Linked DNA regions of Mus musculus: region 2 is linked to region 1. Evidence: chromatin contacts called from ENCODE POLR2A ChIA-PET data. All regions are on one chromosome and are shown on one strand. The core of a region is the stretch at or near the end of the contact, and the rest is flanking DNA. Distances in the headings are between cores, read along the strand shown.

Region 1 (4,555 bases), core at 1,817-4,316:
TATGATTGGTATAAAATATATATTGTGTTGAATATAATAAAAAATTAGTTCAATTTAAAAAAAAGTTGCCTTGGTCATGGTGTCTTTTCGCAGTAGTAAAACCCCAACTAAGACACTGCCCAGCCCTAGAATAAATGAGTGAATAGCATGCCTGCGAGAGTGCTTATGTGACCTGCCCCCAGTCTGCTTATCTGCTGTGCCATGGACCCAGGCTGCATTCAGATTTCATGGGGTGCATTACGGTATACAAGGTCCTCTCCTAACAAGATTTGCTTTGGTCCTCATGACTATTATATGAATGCTGCTCATGGCTCCCGTTTGATGGATCAGAGGACAGCGCACTGTCTGTCCATCTTCTTATGTGGCACCCTGCTCACCTGTCTTCTGTGGACAGGAAGCAGACAGACATGAGTGCTGTTTGCATAGCTTGCTTTGTCCTTTTTCTTCAGTCCAGGACTCCAGCACTTGGAATAAGCCTTCCATATTCACTGACACCTCACAGACATGCCCAGCGATCTGTCTCAAAGGTCACTGTAAACCCAGTCAAGTTGGCTGTGAAGAGCAACCATTATACCACCTATCCACCACGCTTCCCAATTCCACAGTGTTGCTTGTTTGATTGAGACGGAGTCTCCCACAGCCCTCGGGTAGTCTCAAGATCCTTATGTACCCGAGGATGACTGCATTCCTGACCCTCCTGCTTCTGCTTCCCAAGGATTGCAGGAATACGCTACGATGCTCAGATACCACAAACTCCTCGTCTGTTCCATTGTGCTTCTTTTTCAGTTCACACCCTAGCTCTGCTGCCTCTGCAGACAAACCCTGGATGAACTCCTCCTTCTTCTCCACCACCCAATGACAGGTTCTAGAACAAATATACTTTCACCAGCTAATTAGTTCCCAGGTGTGCTTCTCTACATTGTTGGGACTCAGCTGGGACTGTACCTGACAAGCTCAGCCCTCAAGTGAAGTTTAGTGCAATGCGTGTACGGGTGCAGGGAAATCTCTGAAGAGGGTGCTCGTTAGGAGACAAGAAGCAGGGAGGCCTTTGTTGTACAGGTATGTTCTCTTTCTATATATTTATGTGCACACACATGCACACAATATATATCTATAAACATAACCCTCATATCAACAGGATCTAGATCTGTGGTTTCAACTAATCATAGATGAGAGATATTCAGAAAAAAATGTTTCTTGTCTTTTTTTTTTTTTAATTATATGTGAGTACATTGTAGCTGTCTTCAGACACTCCAGAAGAGGGTGTCAGATCTTGTTACGGATGGTTGTGAGCCACCATGTGGTTGCTGGGATTTGAACTCAGAACCTTCAGAAGAGCAGTCAGTGCTCTTAACCACCGAGCCATCTCACCAGCCCTGTTTCTTGTCTTAAATAGGGTTACTATTGCTGTAACCAAAAACAACTTTGAGAGGATTGGGTTTATTTGGGTTACAGTTCTACATCACTGGCTGTTCATCACTAAAGAAAGTCAGGACAGGAACTCAAACAGGACAGGAACTTGGAGGAGGCAGGAGCTGATACAGAGACTGTTGAAGGGTGCTGTTTACTGGTTTGCTCAGCTTGTTTTTTAATAGAACCCAGGACTACCAGCCCAGAGATTGCACAACCCACCATGGAGTGGACCTTACTGCAGCATCAATCACTAATTAAGGAAATGTCCTATAGCCAGATCTTTTTTTAAAGATTTATTTATTTAATTTATATGAGGACACTAACACTGTCTTTAGACACACCAGAAGAGGGCATCAGATCTCATTACAGATGGTTGTGAGCCACCATGTGGTTGCTGGGAATTGAACTCAGGATCTCTGGAAGAGCAGTTAGTGCGCTTAACCATTGAGCCATCTCTCCAGCCCTATAGCCAGATCTTATGGAGGCATTTTCTCAACTCAAATGTTCCTTCCTTTCTAGCTTGTGAAACGTTGACATAAAACTAGCCAGCACACTTCTGCTGGGCGGTGATAGTGCACACCTTTAATCCCAACACTTGGGAGGCAGAGGCAGGCAGATTTCTGAGTTTGAGGCCAGCCTGGTCTGTCGAGTGAGTTCCAGGATAGACAGGGCTATACAGAGAAACCCTGTCTCAAAAAACCAAAATCAAAACCAAAACAAAACTAGCCAGCACACTTTTTACTGAACACAAACTTTTTTGGGGTTTCCTATCAACATCACTATTACATACAATTTGTTAAGTGTTACATGTAATCTAGAGATGATTTAAAGTATATTGGAAGGCATGCATAAATAGCACATGTCTTTAATTCCAGTGCTTAGAAAGGAGAGGCGAGTAGATCTTTGTGAGTTCAAGGCCAGCCTGGTGCAGTAAGTACGCCTAATCCTTGGGCCATCTCTGCAGCCCCTGAAATCAGGATTTCTAAGGTAAATTTAAGCTCCTTTTTTTTTTTTAAAAAAAAATAAAAATAGTACTGGCAACTAAACTTTTTCCTAAGTAGATTAATAGGTACAATAGAATGGTATCTGGGCTAGAGACCACAGTGTTCAACTATCCGGAGCCAGTTGTCCTGGGTCCTTCCACACACACTTGGTGTGTCAACAAGAACTGATACTTTTTGGAGTCAGATGTCTTCCGGCGTTCCCTGAGGTTCCAGGTCAGAATCTGATCTGCTCCTCCTGCTTCTATCTGACTGCTGGAGTCATTGCGGGGTAGAGGAGGTCCTCAAATAACTGGCCTCTTTTAAGTCTCCAGAGGCGTGGTACTAGCTTGAGGTGGCCTAAAGGATTTGCCCCACCCACCGAGTCACTCCAGTGAGGCTTTCCCACTGTACTGGAAAGGTCACTTCAAAGTCACCATCTTTTCAGAAGCTTAGGACTGAGCAGGGTGCTCGGCTTGCACAAGCAGACCGCGAAACTACAAGTTCCAGCATGCTCCGCTTCGACGACGCTGCTCGCTTTCCCCCGTCCCAGGAGAGACCTCTGCATTTCGTTGGCCTGCAAGCCTAACGTGCTGCTCCATGATTGGTTGGATCCCCTTGTCGCTCATGAGAACCCTCGGCCGTGGCCGGCTGTCAGGCGACCAGGAACCTCCAAAGTTATGGAGCCGCGCTCTACTGGGATAGGAGGCTGGCCAGCCAATAAGGCTGCCATCCCGCTGGCGGCGAGGCTTTCCTTCTTAACTCTCCTGTGATCCTAGTTTGGAGGGCTTCCGGCCGGAGACCATTAGAAAAGACACCCGGAAGGCGGAAGTCTTAGGGCGGAAGTGGCCGAGAGAACAAGGAGAATGGCGGCCGAGGCCTGGCTTTGGCGCTGGGGCTGGGGCTGGGGTCAGCGGTGCCCAGGGAGGCCTGGGCTTCCTGGCCCCGGCCCGAGCCCCACGACATTTCTACATTTGCTTCTGTTGCTGGGGCCGGTGGCTGCGGATATCACCGACGGCAACAGCGAACACCTCAAGCGGGAGCACTCGCTCATCAAGCCCTACCAAGGTGAGGGAGGCCTGTAGCTGAGGGTGAGGACGCGGGCCGAAGTGGGATGGAGGAGGGCATGGCCCGTTCTGTCGAGCAGAGCAGCGCAGCGCAGTAGATTTCTGGCGCGGCCCTCTGAGCACCTGTCCACGTCCGTCTCTGCCCACAGGGGTCGGTTCCAGTTCCATGCCGCTCTGGGACTTCCAAGGCAGCACGATGCTGACGAGCCAGTACGTGCGCCTGACCCCGGACGAGCGCAGCAAAGAGGGCTCGATCTGGAACCACCAGGTGAGGCTCTCCCAAGAGGCTGAACATGACCGTTCACTGACACAGTAGTCCCTGCCTCGTCAGCAACCAAGCTTAGTAGATACACGTGCTCCTTTTTTTTCTTGTCCTGCCGATTTTTCTGTCCTGGTCGCACAGATCGTTCAGAGCGACTTGTATAGTTACTGTATGTCAGAAAGTGTGCGTGACTCTTAAAACACTTTCACCTCTTTCTTCAGAAATCACACAAGGTAAGTAATGATGTCTGCTTTTTTGATGGCTTACGAAGCAAGAAGCCAAGGTGCAGAGTTGAACATCCCTGAAGTCATAGAACAAGAAATGAGTGGAGTTGTCAGACTAAATCGAACCCACTTAATCGAGGGAAGGGCGAAACTTTATCCTTACGGCCTATTTTACTGTGTGTAGGGTACTGACCTTGCCAAACCTTACCAGATTTAGTTCTCAAACAAGGTGTTTGGAATGAATAGATTTCGTGACTTTATGCTGAGGTAGTATATAGCCACCGAATAGAATAAACAGTATTTCAACTGATCTTTCTGATCTCCACTCTTATCAATTCCCTTGATACACCCGATGCCTCCTGGTTAGCAATGGGAGAACCCCCCTTCAAGATATTTAACAGTCCTAGTTACCTTTCTCTGTGCTAGGTTGAGAGTCTTGTTAGCTATATCTACACTGAACTTACTGGCTGTGGCCTTTGCCTTTAGAGAGCAGGGAGCCAGAGATGTTATTGCCTTGGTGTGGTAACAGTGTTGTGCAATGTCTACACCAAGGAGTGTAGGTTGTCCAAGGGGAGAAAAGAAGTGATTTAGGGATAGGCCATGGCTTGA
Region 2 (4,335 bases), core at 345-2,844, 150 kb before region 1:
AAGGTGTGAGTTTCATGACCAAATGGCCAAAGACTGGAGGCCGATGAAGTGTTATAGAGGGAAGGAAGCCTTGAAGCTAGAAAGATTGGGATTTTAGATGAGGAAGCTGCTGGGCTTGGTATGATCTCAGCCCTCCGGAGGGAAGAGCTGGAAGATCTGGGAACCCATGCAAGTTCAAGCCAGTCTACCCAAGGAGACCTTATTTTATGCGTATGGGCGTTTTCCCTGCATGCATATGTGCGCTATGTGTGCACCAGATGCCTAGAGAGGTCAGAAGAAGGCGCTGTATCTGGGGGGGTGGGGGTGGGAAGAAGAAGATAGAAATGAAGGAATGGAAAAAGAAAAAACCCCTGATCAACCTGGTGTAGACCAGCATTCCTGTCAGAACAGGATGAAACCTGAAGGCTGCAGCTGACTTAATTGAGGTCATAGAAGACCTGGAGAAAGAGTCAATAGTATAGGGGACGAGGGACAAAGAGGGAAACGTGATGGAGACAGAAGCATAGCAGATAGCTAAAGAGGGTGGTTTTGTTTTTTTGGTTTTTTTTTTTCTTCAGTTTTTCGAGACACGGTTTCTCTGTGTAGCCTTGGCTGTCCTGGAACTCACTACATAGATCAGTCAGTCTGGCCTTGAACTCAGAGACCCACCTGAAGAGGATTTCTTCAAGGATGACAACTCCCATAAGAATTTATGTACTTGGGACAATGATGGGGAAGAGGGGGTGTGATGATGGGGGGGCTGGGCAAGGGGAGGCTGTGCACCTCTCTACTGACTCAAACATTCAGGAGAGCTCAGCTTTTCCTTCTGCCCACCCTTGGCTAAGACCGAGGCTAAAGCAGGGGCTCTGAGAACACTCCGTGGCAGCCCCTTCCATCCCAACCGCATTGGAAGAACTGTGTACTCTGGACTGGGGTTAAATGGGAAACAATCCATTCCAATAGTGGTTCTGGGGGCTCTGGGTGGAAGTCCCATGGCTGTGGACTCTACTTACACCGTCAGACAACAAGTGGCGCTAAGCCCGCCCCCGTTGGCTCTTACTATGTATGTATTTACTTGTTTGTTATATCCTGCAAGCCTTTGGTTGGGTTTGGTGTTGAGGACTGAAACAAGGGCCTCCAGAGAGCTTAGCTACTGAGCTCCACCACTAAGCTACATCCCGAACACCAGGAAGCCTAACTTGAAACTACCCTATCTCGCTTCTCCAGTTCCTAGAGAATCTGAAATCTGATGATGCTGACAATATTGACCTCTAACAGTATCCCTAACAGAAAAGTGTTACCATGCCATTTTCCTCTACAAGAGAATACGGTGAGAGATCAATCAACTCTGGGGTTTCAAACGGATGCTTTCCTCCACTCCGCCAGTGGGAGGCGCAAGGGGCTTGGGCGAGAGCCTGAAGCGGGGCACAGGCTGGGCAGCGACCCGACTGGCGAGGGTAAGTGCCCGATCTCACCTTCCCTCTCCTGGAGACTCAGGGTTTTTTGACTGGGTGGGGCCTCCCACCGACCCCGGGATGTCCACTCGTTTGGCCTGGGGAGGGCGTGGCCTAGGGCTCCGCCCCCTTCCGCGGGCTCAAAAGGCGCGGCGTCCGCGGAGGCGGGGTCAGAGCGCAGCGGCGGATCCCATCGCTGCTCCCGGAGGCTGCCAGGCAGCGGCCCAGGCGGGCACTCAGGTACCGGCGTCCGCGAGGGGGTTCCTGGCCTGCACCCTACGGGGTCCTATGGCCCGCTGAGGCGCTGGGGAGGGCGTGGGTGGTCGTGAAGAGTGCCAGATTCCCTCGGCTGGCTTCGGCCGCAGCCTCCGCCCCCGCCTTCCTGCGGCGAAGTGGGGCTGATTGGCGCCTGCGCCACTGTGTGCGGTGGGGACGCGGCCAAGCGCGGGGCTGGGGCGGGAGACGAAGGGAAACAGAGTCATGTTGGCAAGGGAGCATCGTGCGTGGGTGGCACCACTTTCTCTGGCTTCCAGAAAGGATCCCCTCTCTGGCCGTGCGTAAGGGACACGGCCCCCGTCGCTCTCTACAGGACCAGTACCCCGTTTTTCTTTTCCCCTTTCAGAGACCAGGGGTCCCGCCCTGACCACCAGCAGCCTCGACCTGTCCCAAAATGGCTAGGACCCGCTCCAGCGTCCTCCTTCTCCACCCCTCCCCCTCATATCCCGAGCCCCTAACGTGCTCCCTCCTCGGGCTCTCTACAGTGTCAGCTTACACGCCTTATATAGTCCGAGCAGGCTCCGGCGGCGGCCTGCCTGCCGGGACCCGGGGAAGGAGGGGGAGCTGGCCCCTGACTCACCCCGCCACCCTCCTGAGATTCCAGGTTAGCTTGGGCAAAGCAGTGCCAATTAGCCCCACAGCCAACCCCTGGAAGAGAAAAGCACCTGAGCTCGGAGAGGCCTCTCCAGGCCCTCCCGGTGGCAGGGGGCAGGGTGGGGAACCACCTTGTCTGTTGTCTGTGAGAGGTCGGCCTGCCAGGAGCCCAGCCAAGCCAGCTGAGATACCTGCCTCCCAGTGCCTGTGTGTGTTGAGCGTCCGCCCGTGCCTTCTTGGTGCCTGGCCAACGCTAGTGCCCAGATCTGGACCTGCCTGCCAATTTGCATTGCAGACACTTTCTCTTCTTCCTCACAGGAGCAGGCACGATGGATTCCTTCAAGGTGGTGCTGGAAGGGCCAGCCCCTTGGGGCTTCCGTCTGCAAGGGGGCAAGGACTTCAATGTGCCCCTCTCTATCTCTCGGGTGAGCCTAGGTGGGGGAACAAACTCCCCAAGGGTTCTTGGGTGCTCAGGTTTCCAGAGGATCATGGGAGGAAACAGCAGGAGCAAGCCAGGACCAATAAGGCAGGAGTATCCAGGTCCAAATGGACACTTAACTACCAGGACTCCCAACTAGGTGGAGAGTAGAGAGGCACTCCCAACTTCCCTACTTTGACATGGTATTTGATGCTCTCCCACCAAGCCATCTGTGAGTGACAAGGGGGAGCCTGTTCCTTCGGTATTGGAGGCTGATGTCTCCAAGAAGTATCTTACTTAGCTAGGAGAGCAGCCTGTGGAGCCAGGTCCCCAGCAGGATGTAACTTTAATTCCAGTTATTCAAGGAATAGCAGTTGTCATCCTGTTTCCCCAAGTGACAGAGCTTGGTGGGCTGGAGGAGCCCATTCAGTAAGTCCACTGCAGAGCAAGGGTTTGAACTGAGGCACAAAAACGGCTTGTACTCTCTGTACGGTCAAGGCCAACGGGGAACTCTTCCCGCCCTGTGTGAGGACTGAGTCCCAGTCAGCTGGCTCTAGTCAGGCTGTGTGGCCTTTGACCCCAAGCCTAGGTGTAGTGAGGCTGGCCTGTAGAATTCCTGTTCCCATTCCTCAGTCCACCCTGGTGAGGAGGGTGGAGCTGGGAACTGACTCCTCCCTGAGGCAGGGGGATTACCTTATAAGCCCAAGAATGCGGGCCCCAGTTGGGATGGCCAGCAGTGGCTAGTCAACAGAGCCCAAGAGGGCTGGCCTAAGTCTAGGCCCCTTACCTGGCCCTCAGTCATTGGTGTCAGTAGGACTCAAAGCAAACTTTGTGCCCAGCCTTCCAGCTTGGTATCTCTGACTGGCCTAGGGGGTCAAAAAGGGGGCAGGGACTTCCTTCCCTGATATCCGCCTGCCTAGAGAGGCCCACCCAGCCACTGTGTAGGCAGGCAGCTGCTGGCAGGAAGCCCAGGGCAAGCCCAGCCCAAAGGGGCCTGAGAATTTCCAGGCACTGCCCAGCCTGAGTAGGGTATCAAGGCTGGTTCTCTCTGTGGGAGCCAGACATGGTGGACAGGGCAGGCAGGCATGCATGCTGTGTTCTTCCCAGAATCCTTCTCTGGAATTGCTTTGGAATCTGCTCCAACCAGCAGGATGACTAAGGGCTATCTAGACCCTTCCCCCACGCGTACATCCTACGGGTTTCTTCCTCCCCTCTGGGAAAGTGCTGGCCAGTGTAGTGTAGGTCTTAAGTTTTCTTCATTGGTAAGGAAGGCCCTGCAGATGTTGCCTTTTGGGGGCACTCTGCTGGCCCCTGCTGGCCCCTGGCCTCCTTTGTCAGCAGCTTTAACCTGTGGGTGGGGCCACCCGCTGAGTCCTGCCCTGGAGTGAGTTAGGCCCTGATGGGTGGGGTGGTCTTTTCTAAATTGGGCCAGCCCGCTATCCCTCCCCTGACCCCAGAGTGGAGGGAGGAAGGAGGGGCTAGGGCTGGCTGTGGGCCCAGGCCTGGAAGATGAGGTAATGTCTGGGATTTGGGGGTTGGGCTGCTCAGTGGAGCTCCCAGGCTGACTCACCCACACCCATAACACTGTCCAGTCCCCTGGCTTTTCCCCTCCTT

Evidence for each region. ChIA-PET counts read pairs that join two places held with the same protein, here RNA polymerase II (POLR2A).
Region 2: POLR2A ChIA-PET joins it to region 1 with 17 read pairs in Patski. The contact joins the promoter of Pdlim7 here to the promoter of Lman2 in region 1. POLR2A ChIA-PET finds 5 or more read pairs at or near these places in 2 of 5 experiments (Patski and embryonic stem cell).

Annotation. Positions count from the first base shown.
Region 1 is chr13:55,361,294-55,365,848 of GRCm38, reverse strand. Lman2 (lectin, mannose-binding 2) reads left to right here and starts at 3,066. Exons shown (of 8, transcript NM_025828.3): 1 at 3,066-3,461; 2 at 3,610-3,728. The coding sequence starts at 3,260.
Region 2 is chr13:55,510,705-55,515,039 of GRCm38, reverse strand. Pdlim7 (PDZ and LIM domain 7) reads left to right here and starts at 1,594. Exons shown (of 13, transcript NM_001114088.2): 1 at 1,594-1,673; 2 at 2,622-2,728. The coding sequence starts at 2,633.